Linked DNA regions of Mus musculus: region 1 is linked to region 2. A link is a loop called in an ENCODE intact Hi-C map of the cell type or tissue named here. Cell type or tissue: left cerebral cortex. All regions are shown on one strand. Links, peaks and the distances in the headings refer to the core of each region. The heading gives the core; the rest is flanking DNA.

The links. A loop is a pair of places that touch in the nucleus more often than their neighbours do. Peaks named below come from ENCODE experiments on the same cell type or tissue, not always from the same donor. Only the 100,000 strongest peaks of a DNase experiment are listed, where the experiment ranks them.
Region 1: a loop joins it to region 2, with 4 times the contacts of the local background. A loop is called at or near these places in 2 of 42 quality-filtered maps.

The regions. Positions count from the first base shown.
Region 1 is chrX:66,654,086-66,661,778 of GRCm38, forward strand. It overlaps Slitrk2 (SLIT and NTRK-like family, member 2), which reads left to right. Exons shown (of 3, transcript NM_001161431.1): 3 at 1-7,317. The coding sequence ends at 2,360. Among named protein-coding and RNA genes, the nearest start is that of Slitrk2, 8.6 kb to the left of the region's middle. In left cerebral cortex, for the core only: a CTCF peak has its summit at 3,443 (motif pointing right); DNase peaks (open chromatin) are centred at 1,056, 1,865, 2,123, 2,425 and 1 more place; H3K4me3 peaks cover 2,387 bases; H3K27ac peaks cover 387 bases.
Region 2 is chrX:68,553,947-68,561,639 of GRCm38, forward strand. No RefSeq gene overlaps it. Among named protein-coding and RNA genes, the nearest start is that of Fmr1os, 120 kb to the right of the region's middle. In left cerebral cortex, for the core only: no CTCF peak of the experiment used is centred there; DNase peaks (open chromatin) are centred at 3,993 and 4,636.

The sequences.
Region 1 (7,693 bases), core at 1,008-6,007, 1.9 Mb before region 2:
AGTATCGCATCTATCAGCTGTTTCTCAACGGAAACCTCTTGACCAGACTGTATCCAAATGAGTTTGTCAATTATTCAAATGCGGTGACTCTTCATCTAGGTAACAATGGGCTGCAGGAGATCCGACCTGGGGCATTTAGTGGTCTGAAAACTCTCAAAAGACTGCACCTCAATAACAACAAACTGGAGGTATTGCGAGAGGACACTTTTCTAGGCCTAGAGAGTCTGGAGTACCTCCAAGCTGACTACAATTACATCAGCACCATCGAGGCAGGGGCATTCAGCAAACTGAATAAGCTGAAAGTACTCATCCTGAATGACAACCTTTTGCTGTCTTTGCCCAGTAATGTGTTTCGGTTTGTCCTGCTGACTCACTTAGACCTGAGGGGGAACAGGTTGAAAGTAATGCCTTTTGCTGGTGTCCTTGAACATATTGGAGGAATCATGGAAATTCAGCTGGAAGAAAACCCGTGGAATTGCACCTGTGACTTACTTCCTCTCAAGGCATGGCTGGACACCATTACTGTTTTTGTGGGGGAGATTGTCTGTGAAACCCCTTTCAGGTTACATGGGAAAGATGTGACCCAGCTGACCAGACAAGACCTCTGTCCCAGAAAAAGTGCAAGTGGTGATTCTAGTCAGAGGAGCAGCCATTCAGACACACATGTTCAAAGGCTGACCCCTACAACAAATCCTGCTCTCAACCCAACCAGAGCTCCAAAAGCCAGCCGGCCACCCAAAATGAGAAATCGTCCGACTCCTCGAGTGACTGTGTCAAAAGACCGGCAGAGCTTTGGCCCGATCATGGTGTACCAGACCAAGTCCCCCGTGGCCCTCACCTGTCCCAGCAGCTGTGTCTGTACTTCTCAGAGCTCAGACAATGGTCTAAATGTGAATTGCCAAGAAAGGAAGTTCACTAACATCTCTGACCTACAGCCCAAACCTACCAGTCCAAAGAAACTCTACCTAACAGGGAACTATCTCCAAACAGTCTATAAGAATGACCTCTTAGAATACAGTTCACTGGATTTGTTGCATTTAGGAAACAACAGGATTGCAGTCATTCAGGAAGGTGCCTTTACAAACCTGACCAGTTTACGAAGACTTTATCTGAATGGCAATTACCTTGAAGTGCTGTATCCTTCTATGTTTGATGGACTGCAGAGCTTGCAGTATCTCTATTTAGAGTATAATGTCATTAAGGAAATTAAGCCTCTGACCTTTGATGCTTTGATTAACCTCCAGCTCCTGTTTCTGAATAACAACCTGCTGAGGTCCTTACCTGATAATATATTTGGGGGCACAGCCCTCACCAGGCTGAATCTGAGAAACAATCATTTTTCTCACCTGCCTGTGAAAGGGGTCCTGGACCAGCTTCCTGCTTTTATCCAGATAGATCTGCAAGAGAACCCATGGGACTGCACCTGTGACATCATGGGGCTAAAGGACTGGACCGAACATGCCAATTCTCCTGTCATCATCAATGAGGTGACTTGTGAGTCTCCCGCTAAGCATGCAGGGGAGATACTGAAATTCCTGGGAAGGGAGGCTATTTGTCCAGAAAATCCTAACCTGTCAGATGGGACTATTTTGTCAATGAATCACAACACAGACACACCTAGATCACTTAGTGTGTCTCCTAGTTCTTACCCCGAACTACACACTGAAGTTCCACTCTCCGTTTTAATTTTAGGATTGCTTGTGGTTTTTATCCTGTCTGTCTGTTTTGGGGCGGGGTTGTTCGTCTTTGTTCTGAAGCGTCGAAAGGGAGTGCCAAATGTTCCCAGGAATGCCACCAACTTAGATGTAAGTTCCTTCCAGTTACAATATGGGTCTTACAACACCGAGACTAATGATAAAGCTGATGGCCACGTCTATAACTACATTCCTCCACCTGTGGGTCAGATGTGCCAAAACCCCATCTACATGCAGAAGGAAGGAGACCCAGTGGCCTATTACCGAAATCTGCAGGACTTCAGCTATGGCAACCTGGAGGAAAAAAAAGAAGAACCTGCCACACTTGCTTACACAATAAGTGCCACTGAGTTGCTAGAAAAACAGGCCACACCAAGAGAGCCTGAGCTGCTGTATCAGAATATTGCTGAGCGAGTTAAAGAACTTCCCAGTGCAGGCCTAGTCCACTATAACTTTTGTACCTTACCTAAAAGGCAGTTTGCCCCTTCATATGAATCTCGACGCCAAAACCAAGACAGAATCAATAAAACCGTTTTATATGGGACTCCCAGAAAATGCTTTGTGGGGCAGTCAAAGCCAGACCACCCTTTACTGCAAGCTAAACCGCAATCGGAACCAGACTACCTCGAAGTTCTGGAAAAACAAACTGCAATCAGTCAGCTGTGAAGGGAAACCATTTACAACCCTCTAGCATCAAAGGATGCAGCTCCAGACTGTTGGAAGCACTGCCTTTGCTTTTGTTGTGTCCTCCCTTCCCCAGTGCTAATGGGAGACTGAAAGCCTTTGGGAGATGGGGTGAAGCAATGATCTTGCTCTCGCAAGCTTTCCTTTAAATTATTTTCTCTTTTGCTCTCCTAATCCCGTTCCCCCTCTCTTCTTAGAAACCGTCAGAGAACATGAATGTTTCTACAATGCATTTTTTCATGTATTTTTGTTTAGGTTTCATTTCTATTTTCTTTCTTTTTTTTTCTTTCTTTTTTTTTTCTTTCCCAGTGTGGGAGTGGAAAGAAATGACAGAGAATGAAGGAAAAGTAGGCAAAGTTTTCAAATGAAAACATTTTGTAGAAGATCTCCAAAGATCTTTTGGGACTACAACTTTTTTTTTTTTTTTTTTTTTTTTTTTTTTTTTTTTTGTAAATAATGGTCTATGGTATTGCCATCTTCAGTTACCGAGTATAGGCCTGGGCATCGCTACTTTGTGTGAAAGTGCCTTTGCACTTAAAGACGTAACTTAAATGTTGCTTTTAGCTTTGAAAATTGAAAGTATTTTAATGTGCTGTATTTTTAAAATTGAAATCAATGTAAAATAGATCTATATGTCAACTATATTAAGTCAACGTACAGTTTGCTTGAGTTATAGAAACCAGCCTGTCATCAAACGATTCTAGCTTAGGACTTTATAGATGTAAATGTAAAATATTTCCTTTCTTCTGGGTTTGGTATAAGTGATTTTATTTAAGTCAAGTAAGGGGATTTAACAGTGGACTAGAGGGCATAAGCCACCTCTGGATTAATAATTCATTAATAAAATATATTTAACCCAATATCAGAGTGAATTGAACAATTAATGCCCTTCTGTGAATCATTATTTTACACTAACATGGTCAATGTTTTAGATTATTTTCCTAATTAAGAGTACATTGCACAACTAGTAGTATATTTTTTCTGCATTAGATATTTTTATATATTTAAATGAAACTCTGTATTTCTAACTTTTTAATTGAAACTAATATTTTTTCTGCCTATTGCAACATTTTCTATAAACACATACCAGTAGAGGCCGCCACACACCTCATTTAACCAAGACACAAGAGCCATTAAATACCTTGAAGACTTCAAAGGTAAGATGAAAACTTCCCACGTAAGTTCTCTGCAAATTCAAGACAGCAGAGATAAAAATTACATATCTCAAATTTTATTTCTTTGAGAATCAAAAATTAGACACAGAATTCTTCTCAATTTTCACAAAGAGAGATTTTCCTCTTGATTTTAATTGAAGTGTTAATGAGGTGCTATCAAATCAGGCACTTATTTGCATCTCCAAATCCATTAACAGTTACCTAAACCACAGCAGTAAGCGTCTTTTTTCCTTCTGCCTTCTTGGGGCACGCTTTACTTGAAATTTTTTCTTCTTAGCTTCAGCAAGCCTTTCGTTTTGTTCTTAGCAATCAATTATTTTAACTAACCAACTCTATATAACATTTATGAAGCCTTATTAGACTGTAAATAATTTTTAGATGCAAACATTATTGTATGATTTAAACAAACAGCCTTTCTTTACAACAAAAATAGTTTTGTTTTGTCTATTGTAAATCCTTATGCAACTGGGATGGTGATCAGCATATAAAGTAGTCCAGCTTTTCAATTCCTTATTAAAGCAAGTGATGGCGTCTGAAAGAAGCACACTGTTTCCTTTTCATAAATAGGTTACTGCACATAATAATCCTTTATTATCATGTGGAGATTGAAGTGGATCCTGATAAGTTACTTTTAAAGCATTAAATTGACTAATAGTACATTACCAGTATTAACAATTCATGCTACAGGCTTTCAATTAGAAATTACTTAACTCCAAATCATTTTGATTAATAATTAATGGTGCAAAATGGACTTTTTAAACAACAGAAGGTAATTGTGCCCATATATAAAAGTAAAGGATACTCAAGGAAAAAAAAGATTTTAACAATCTGAAATCCCTGGATATCTACTAACTAATATATTCACTGTTTGCTTAAAAGTCATAATTGCCATTTATATCCATTAGCTCACAACTGAAAATGGTGGGTCAGAGTGATCTACACATATGTATAGAAATTTTCATTTTGTATAAAAGAAGCCAGAGTAGTGAATGAGTCGGACATTCTGGAAAGTGCTTCATCTTTGGGTGACATTTATATATAAATACAAGAGTTTTAAACATTTTCTTAAAGAGGCTTTCCTTTGGTTTAATGGTCAATACATTATACAGAGGCAGATATTTGGGGAAGTAATTGTGAAGGCAAATCAGCATATATCATATTAAGATAGTTTTTATAGGCTTTAACTGTGATTTGATCTGTTAATGACATGATTCTACTTCACTGTTTGTTCTCATTCTCCTGAAAAGTAAAACATGCGTGTTAATGACAAATTAGTTTATTAATCTTAATGAAAAGTAACTTACTTCTCATTCATTATCATGATTTTTTGAAGAGGCCTCCTGGAAGAACTCAAACCCACAAATTCTTTAGCTCAATAATTACTATTCATTTCAATATTTTCATGTTTCTAGATTTGTACTTTATTTACATTGAGTTATAAAATCAAGTCTTTCAGGTATGATACAAATGGTTTTATTTAAAAGCATAATAGCACACCTTGTGTTTTAATTGTTACTGTCAAATGCAAGTATAAGCACTTCAAGATTAATTACTTTATTGACATTCCCACTGGTTGGATTCTGATTTTCTTTATAGGCTCAAGCACTACCAAAGCTATTTTACTTTAAGGATTTTATTTTTAACTCCTCCAGCTGGATATGTTATTCCTTCCCTTACTATTTCACAAGCAGATCGTAATGAGTGTGAGCCTAGCAAGTACTGGTCCAGGCAAGATAGTGGCATTCCTAGGACCCCACCTGGAACAGAACTAGATGCCTGGCCCTACAAAATGTCAAACAGCAATTACTCTACATTCTACTGTTTAATTAGTTACTTTCATGGCTTCTACATATTCCAGTGGGTAAATTTGTACAAAATTCTCAAAAATACTACTCCTCAAACTTCACACCATTGCCAAGAATATTTGGTATGAACTTAGGTCAACCTTCGTGCCTTCTTTCCTCAGGCATTTGGTGAGTAAGAAAAAGACCCTTTAATGTCTTCTTTGTCCTCTGACTTTTAAGTTGACTGACTTTTTCTAAATAATTCCTGTCATAAAGGGCTTAATATTTTAAAGATTTTTAAAGTATATGTAACGAATTAAAGATAGTTTCTGTCATTTCTCAAACTTTGAAAATTCCTTATGATACTATACTACACATTCCAGAAACATACTACATTTGAATGCTAGAGTTAACAAAGCCTTCCAGATGGTTCTCTTACTCAATTTGTTTCCTCATTCATTCATTCATTCATTCACTCATTTAATATATCTTGAGTGCTCTCTTCCCTGGTGCCTGGAGCTGCTGTGTGCAGAGGGGCCACAGATATATAAGACAGGATCTCTAATTGCCTCACCCCATGCCTTCACCCCTACTCCCACTGATACTAAATCCCCCTCCCTTCACAGACCTCCCAAATTTGGTAAGGAGCATAGTACAAAATAGAAGAGAGCTTTACCTGAATGAAAATCACTCCCAGGTAGGCAGTGGGGACAAGAATCCAGTGCAGAAGGTTGAGTTTTAAAATTCTCTGGAGTAAAATATTGAATGAATAAACCATAAATAGACTGGTTACCATGTAAGTGCTATTAACATATCTTTGGAATTACATAGATAAAATGGGAAAATCCCACTAAAATAAACTTAAATCACAGCAGAATTAAGTCCAATTATGGCCTGATGATAGCTATATATTTGTGCTATCTACATCTACTTTGTAAAGTTGAATACCAGAATTGTAAATATAAAAACCACTAATATACTTCAAGTTTTGGGATATTCATGTTTTAGAGGCAACATTTACTATCTATTTTAGTGGCGTAAAAGGTAATATTTTGGCTCACATGCCTTTACCTATACAATAAGAGACTTTAGTGTGTGAGAGAGATCAAAGAACTATGTTTAAGCCTACTTTGCTCCTCACAATGGTCGTGGAAAAAGTGCTGTGTAAATTGAAGTTTTAAAAGAATCAAATTCTATTTTAAGTGCATTAAGGGAGCTACCATTTAGATAAAATTTGGGAATCTCATTAAGAGGCAGAAAACTATTTTATAATGCAAATAACCATTCTATGTGTTTTGTATATTTGGATTTTCAATATCAATTTTGCTTAAAAACAAGTTCACATGCATAATAAGAGTGTGTTTTGTCAGCATTGCTTGTACTATTCATTTCTTGGTTGCTAAGGGCTTATACTTAAAGTCTGCTGCAGTTTTATGTGAATTGAGCTATCTATGATTATGATAGCACAATAGCATTCCTGAACGTCTGGACTAGCAAGCCCATTTCAATACAATTGAACACAGGACTCTTGCTCAACAGCATCTCCCCTCCCAAGACCTTGTTTCCTTAGAGGGTAGACTGACTCCTGTATTCACATCCTATAAAGTGCTTAGGAATACAGGTTTTATTAAAAAAATACATATGTTACTATGTAAACATATTGAATTGCATGTGTGTTGGAAATTTTTAGCAGTATTTTAGCTTGAAAGTATGTGTACAAATTCTGTTAGCTTAGTTGCAAATAATTGTTCTCAAGTTGTTGGAATAAATGGCAAATGAAACAATTTATTATGTAAATAAATTCTTGTGCCAAATAGTGACATTGTTTAAGAAAATAAATGACATATTTTGGGCTGTTAATAGGCAAATGAAATACTGAAAATGTGATCAAATTATATTGTATTTTATTGGATAAACTGTTTAGTTATTTTATGCTGTAGTTAGCTTTCAGTTAATAAATAAATATTCACTAAAAATGCATGTTTTGGATTAGTTAGAAAAGTCTTTTTTGGATTTGTTTTTTGAGACAAGATCCTCCTGGCTACCCTGGAGCTAGCTATTTATATCATGCTGGCCTCAAACTCACAGAGATCTGCCTGCCTACTCCTCCTGAGTGCTGAGATTAAAGGTTTGTGCCACCACACCCAGCCCTAGTTTTTTGAATCTTAAGAATTAATAGCAAAGGTGACAGCCAAAATAAGAATAAGGCTTTCAAGATAGATTTAGTTATTCCAGAGTCTAGGCTAGAAGTGCAGTTGATTCGTGTTCCCCTGGGAAATAGCTTTGTAAACAGTATCACATCATTTTTATTTTAAAATATTATTTTACATTTAGCGTATAGTGCCACTTTGTCCTA
Region 2 (7,693 bases), core at 1,419-6,418:
TCTTTTAAGAGACTTCTTTATGGGGCTTTTCGTCCCCCAAGTCCAGGAACAGCAAAAGTAATGGGAAAATAAAATATAAAGTAAATAAATAGCAAAACAGATGAGGAAGAAGATGAAATCCAGCAGGCTAGTGGAAGGTCAGAGTTATATGTGAGGTTGAGTGTGCTCTGAAACTGTCTGCATAAATGATGAGTAGCTGAAAGAGACAAGAAGGCCAGACAAAATGCCCTCTCACAGGGAGCTGGAGACAAAAGCACTGCATGGGGGCATGGCTATACAACTAAGCTTGGACAAAGAGTGCTCCAGTCTTATTTATTACTCTCTTTACAGTGCCCTAGTCATTGAGGTACAAGCAAAAGATGCTCTCCTTTGTGTAATTTAGGTCAGTTTCTCAGTACAAAGCATTGCCACTGAGCCAACAAAAACTGAGGGCTGGCTTCTCTCTAAACAAGTCCTGGCTGTAAATAGACCAATAAGAGATAGGTCCCTGCCTCTCACTTAACTACCCTAGGGATATAAAGCAGGGAAGAGTAGGAGTATGAATTCTGTCACAGGGAAAGTCAGTTCCTCCTAAAAAAGAAAGGAAGTAAACAAGCTAAAGAATAAAGATACTGGAACCTGTCAGTGTTGTGGTTTTATCAGACTAGGTGCTGCCAGTTTTGCAAAGCTTTGTTCCACCTTGTAAGAAGGATAAATAAATAAGCACTAACATGTGCTTGGTGCTTAGTATTTCTGGGTGCTGAGCTGAGTGATTCATCTAAACTTCCCTATAGAGAAATGAACTATAAACACCAGAAAGAGAAAGAGAAAGAAAGTGCCCAGGGATTCCTAGGCACGATTCTCTCTCTTAGGACAAGTTTGCATGGTTCTGGCCTGAGGACCAGGAAAGGCCAATATAAATTTTAGATGGGCAAGTGTAACATACTGACTGTTTGTATCCATTCTTCAGTAATTGTGACAAATTCGTGAATATAGAGTCCAATCTGACATAATGGTACAAGTTCTAGGTCATGTGATAAGAAAAAGGAAGAAAAAAATCAGACATGTAGATCTATCTTAACAAAATGAAAACTCAAATCTCTATTTTCAAATAGCATGCTTTCCATAATAGTGATGGAAATGGCTTTAAATTGAGATACAACCCCAATCCACGAGAGTCTATTATTATCATAGGAAATCTCAAACTGCAGACATGGGGAAAGATCCTAGCATTAATAAGAAAGTTTAGCAAGATTTCAGAATACAGATGCAAAGCAAAGGACCTGCAGTTGCAAGTGTGAAGCTTGAAATCTGAAGGAGGAATTGCCCTCAACAGCTGTTAGAATCTCTCTGCCTCTCTCTCTCTCTCTCTCTCTCTCTCTCTCTCTCTCTCTCTCTCTCTCTCTCTCTCCCTCCCTCCCTTTCTCCCTCCCCCACCTCTCTCTCTCTCTCATGTACTTCCTTTAATATTTTAAAAAACAGATAGGGAAGTTCCTTAATTTTATTTTGAACAAAAGAAGGTACTTCATATGTTATTTATCTGCCCCCAACACACCCCCAAAATGAAATGAAAATAATGTACAGGTCTTCATTGGTTCTTCTAAAACTTTGACATGTAGGTATGGTTATCCTCTCAAGTGTTCCAATACGTAAACTTAGGCTCTTTAGAAGTAAGCAAGTTGGCCAAGGTTATAGCCAAGAAGAGTCGCAGGCATTCCAACCCGGATGTTCTTCAAGTCTGTGGTCTTCCCTATTTCTTATTGTTTTCATCAGTCTTCACCTTTCACACACACACACACACACAGACACACATACACACAGAAAAAGAATTTTCCATTATCCTATGAAAATTCCTTGTTTTTGAGGCTTTAATGGAAAAGAGTTACAGAAAGTCTCTCCCATAAAAGTTCCTCTTAAGAAAAAGGATGAAAACAACCAGTTGTGCCAGCACCAATTGTTGAAAATGCTGTCTTTCTTCCACTGGATGGTTTTAGCTCCCTTGTCGAAGATCAAGTGACCATAGGTGTGTGGGTTCATTTCTGGGTCTTCAATTCTATTCCATTGGTCTACTTGTCTGTCTCTATACCAGTACCATGCAGTTTTTATCACAATTGCTCTGTAGTAAAGCTTTAGGTCAGGCATGGTGATTCCACCAGAGGTTCTTTTATCCTTGAGAAGACTTTTTGCAATCCTAGGTTTTTTGTTATTCCAGATGAATTTGCAAATTGCTCCTTCTAATTCATTGAAGAATTGAGTTGGAATTTTGATGGGGATTGCATTGAATCTGTAGATTGCTTTTGGCAAGATAGCCATTTTTACAATGTTTATTCTGCCAATCCATGAGCATGGGAGATCTTTCCATCTTCTGAGATCTTCTTTAATTTCTTTCTTCAAAGATCGAATGGCAGAGAAGCACCTGAAAAAATGTTCAACATCCTTAATCATCAGGGAAATGCAAATCAAAACAACCCTGAGATTCCACCTTACACCAGTCAAAATGGCTAAGATCAAAAATTCAGGTGACAGCAGATGCTGGCGTGGATGTGGAGAAAGAGGAACACTCCTCCATTGTTGGTGGGATTGCAGGCTTGTACAACCACTCTGGAAATCAGTCTGGCGGTTCCTCAGAAAATTGGACATAGTACTACCGGAGGATCCAGCAATACCTTTCCTGGGCATATATCCAGAAGATGCCCCAACTGGTAAGAAGGACACATGCTCCACTATGTTCATAGCAGCCTTATTTATAATAGCCAGAAGCTGGAAAGAACCCAGATGCCCCTCAACAGAGGAATGGATACAGAAAATGTGGTACATCTACACAATGGAGTACTACTCAGCTATTAAAAAGAATGAATTTATGAAATTCCTAGCCAAATGGATGGACCTGGAGGGCATCATCCTGAGTGAGGTAACACAGTCACAAAGGAACTCACACAATATGTACTCACTGATAAGTGGATATTAGCCCCAAACCTAGGATTCCCAAGATATAAGATACAATTTGCTAAACACATGAAACTCAAGAAGAATGAAGACTGAAGTGTGGACACTATGCCCCTCCTTAGAATTGGGAACAAAACACCCATGGAAGGAGTTACAGAGACAAAATTTGGAGCTGAGATGAAAGGATGGACCATGTAGAGACTGCCATATCCAGGGATCCACCCCATAATCAGCATCCAAACGCTGACACCATTGCATACACTAGCAAGATTTTTTCGAAAGGACCCAGATGTAGCTGTCTCTTGTGAGACTATGCCGGGGCCTAGCAAACACAGAAGTGGATGCTCACAGTCAGCTAATGGATGAATCACAGGGCTCCCAATGGAGGAGCTAGAGAAAGTAGCCAAGGAGCTAAAGGGATCTGCAACCCTATAGGTGGAACAACATTATGAACTAACCAGTACCCCGGAGCTCTTGACTCTAGCTGCATATGTATCAAAAGATGGCCTAGTCGGCCATCACTGGAAAGAGAGGCCCATTGGACACGCAAACTTTATATGCCCCAGTACAGGGGAATACCAGGGCCAAAAAGGGGGAGTGGGTGGGCAGGGGAGTGGGGGTGGGTGGGTATGGGGGACTTTTGGTATAGCATTGGAAATGTAAATGAGCTAAATACCTAATAAAAAATGGAAAAAAAAGAAAAAGGATGAAATATTAGAATCCAACTGCTGCACTCCTCTTCCCCCCAAGCATTATACTACTGTGTCTTGCTAACAAAATTGAATCTTAGATTATAAGAGCTGTAGGGCCTTCCAGGGTCATTTAATATAATGTCTTCAAATTACAAACAAGGAAATGGGCCCAGAGAAATGTGGATAACCTTGTTTAGCTAATAACCCCAACTCCCAGCCCCATGTTCTTCTTATGCTTGGCTCTCTATGAGCACACCAAAGCTTAAGTCACCACTAGCTTTCCAATTAGTATGCTTAAGCAATTCCTGGAATAGTGTGTCCTAGAAGCCTAAAAGCTCTTCCATATGGTAAGGCAAAATTCTGCTTCCCTGTAACTCCCCCGCCTTCCCACCCCATCAGTCCCGGTTTGACTCTCTGGAGAAATATTCAGACAGTCTTCAGACATTCCAATTTTAAAGCCAGGAAAATATCTGAGTTTGGGATATAAATTCAGCTGTCTTATGCCTCCCATGTGATCATTTCCTCATAACTTCTGCAACTTTAATTTATGCTGCATAATGGCAGTTTATGCTGTCTGCTTTTCTATGACCCAACTGATTCTTTCTTGTTCTCAAGTGACCAGCACAATGCAATCTGACCCATTTGGCCATTGAGCAAGGCAGATTAGAAAATCAGCTATTTCCAGTAGATGCAATAAACATGTGAAGGCCCCAAGCAATAGTTCACAATATTACAAAATGAACACAGCTCAAGATTTCTGAAATGTAGGAGTTTCTTGGAAGAGGGATGTTTGTCAGGGCCAGTCTTCTTACACAGACACTCAATTCAATTGCTTTGTGCAGCACATCTGTGTATGCCAGTTGCACAAGAAACTTTTGATAAGGGGAGATTTCTTGCACCTTGAATACACATATAGTTTCAGAAGTCTGCCATCATTCACTCAATGTGTCTTATTGACATTGCAAGCAATCAAACTTCCTTATCTTGGCCATATAATCTAGCATCTGTGAGTAAAAGCCTGGCTTACATAGTTCTTTTCACCAAATCAATTCTCTGAAAGTCTATGAGTTAAGCAAAATCCAAAGTTAGTATGTCATTCCTCATCTTCCCACACACTTCTGAAGCTTCTGTCTCTGCTGACAAGATGCTCATGCTTTCATGTCTTCTTTGAGCCTCCAGAACACTTTATAGCATTGGATTTTCTTTGAACTCTTGGACCACTTTGATTTACTTTCATTGTTTCCTTTTCTATTCTATTTCAAACACGGTTGTTTTCCAATGTTCCCTTCTCAGAATACTGATTTTTTTTTTCATTTGGCTTCAGGAGTCTCTTGCATTTATTTATCTCAATGTTATGTCCTTCTCATTCCTCAGGCTCTGGGGGATAATTTGGAATCAGGTACTGTGCTGTCTCCAGCACTATTCTTTGTGTCTAGGATGGTTTGGGCTATTTAGGATCTTTAATGTCTCTATATACATTTTAGGATTATTCTTGTCTATTTCAACACCGAAAACCATTGGAATTTGAGTGAATATTACATAGAAGCTCAGTAAATTTTTATAATACACTCATTGTCACATTTTTAATTCTTCCAACCTATGAGCATGGACAGCCTCTTCAACATGTACTATCATCTTCAATTTATTTCTTATTTTGTAAGTTTCACTGTAGAGGTGTTTTGTTTTGTTTTGTTTTGTTTTGTTTTGTTTTGTTTTGTTTGGGGAGTGGGTTGTTTGTTTGTATATGAGTCCATTGTTGTTGTCTTCTACAGACCAAAAAAAAGGCATCAGATCCTATGATAGATGGTTTTAAGCCACCATGTGGTTGTTGGGAATTGAACTCAGGATCTCTGAAAGAGCAGTCAGTGCTCTTAACCACTGCGCCATCTCTCCAGACCCCACTATAGAGGTCTTTGACTCAGATAAGTTTATTCCTCAGTGTGTGTGTGTGTGTTTGAGACTATAATCTATAATTGATGAGGTTGCGTGGTTGCTTTTCTGACTTTTTTTCCTCAGTGTGTTTGTAATTAATGTTTACAAACTCATATCATTTACAAGTAGACATAGTATCAAGTTATTTTCCTGTTAGTATCCTTTTTATTTCTTTCTCGTACATAATTGCTGTGGTTAAAAATAACTGTGTTGTATTGAATAAGAGTGGGAAGAATAGTATCCTTACTTACTTTCTGAATTTGGGAGAAATGCTTTCAGTTTGTCCCCATTCAGAACAATGCTAACTATAAATTTTTTAAACTTAGCATTTATTGTGTTATGGTTCAGTAGAGGATTAACATCCTGGATATATAAAGAACTAAAAATGATTAGCACCAAAAGAACAAGATGTTCAATCAATAAATGAACACAAACATTTAAAAGATTCTTACCAAAGAAGTATAAATAGCTAATAATCTTTTAAAAATTCATCTTCAGCTATTAGGGAAAATATCAACTAAAAGCATATTAATATATCATTTCACCCTAAGCAAGAAAATAAGAACATGTTACTGACAATTAGTAGGAGAAGAAACTTATACACTGTTGGTAGGAAAGCAAATAAATGAGTTCAACTGCTATGGGAATTAGTATGGATATTCCTTTTAAAACTAAATATAGAACTGCTATATGATACAGTGATATCATGCTAAGAATATACCTGAAGGAATCAAAATCACCATACAATTGAGATACTAAGATACCCATAATTATTATTGTTGTACTATATATAATAGCCAATAAATGAAATAAGCTTAGATGCCAATCACAATATAATTGTCAGAATGACAAAGGAGTATTACTCATTCATTAAAAGAACAGAATTATATCATTTATAGGAAACATACAGAATTAGAACAAAAATTTTCATAAAGAAACCCATAACTATATAATTGATATGTGCTGACACAAACATTTTTCTCTCATATTGCTAACTTTCATTTCCTAGTGTCTGATCTTCCTCCCTTTTTATGAGTTCTAAACGTATGTAAATTAAACATTTCTACCATGATATTTTATTGGCATAGCAAAGTCAACATAACCAGGGTCATACTCAAGTTGTTTCTTAAATATGATGGTCTCACTATGTGACCTGTTTTACTTCACAACAACATCCAGCTAGTGACTCTGGAGTAAAACCCCAGTGGTCTCTTTTCTTTTAATCTTCCACATAGCAAATATTGTCAAGTGGAGTTGGATCTACCCACACAATGCCTTGTACCTGTATTTTCTGTGTTCCAATGTTTCTACCTCAAGTTTCAAAATCCAGATTTACTCAAAAGTTTACTGATCAATTCTCAAGTTCCCTGTATGTAACTCCTATAATAATCATCAATTATTAGTTCTACCTTGCCATACCTCTGACCATTTTCAATTTCCCTTTACAGATTTTTTTTCTGTAAATAGTCATGTTGCAAATATTCTGAACTTTATGGGCCATGTAGCCTGTATCATAATTGCTCAATTTTGCTGTTTTTAACATTAAAACAGCCATAGACAATATGCAAATTTATGAGCTTTATCATATTGTACAATTTTATTTGCAGAAATAAGTATCAAGCTGGACTTGGCTCCAGGACCATAGTATGACTACCCCCATATCTAGAAAGAATTCATTTATTTTGCAGAATGGAAAGAAAATTTCTCAATAAATTTATAGGAAATTATTTCCTAATTTAGTCCTGTCTCCTAAACAACTTGTAAATTTACCATAGTTATCTGAATAAGTTGTCCAATTTCATGTCCTTTTCCATGTTGTTTCATATACCTGCAATTCACTCTTCTGTGATTTTCTCTGTGACAAATTTTCATCTCAATAATCTTTAGATAGTGAGCATTATGTGTGCTATTTATTAATTTTTTAAAAGAATTTCATACATGAGTTCTGTGTTCAAATAATATTCTACCCCATCCTCTACACTGCCAATTCTTTCCATGTCCTCTCATCCTCCCTCAAACTCAGGACTTCTCTCTTCATTATTGTTACACATATAAAATTTAACCAGCTGAGCTCATTTAATGTTGATCATACATACAGGTATTCAGTGATAACCAAATGGGATCGATTGACCTATCAGGAGGGC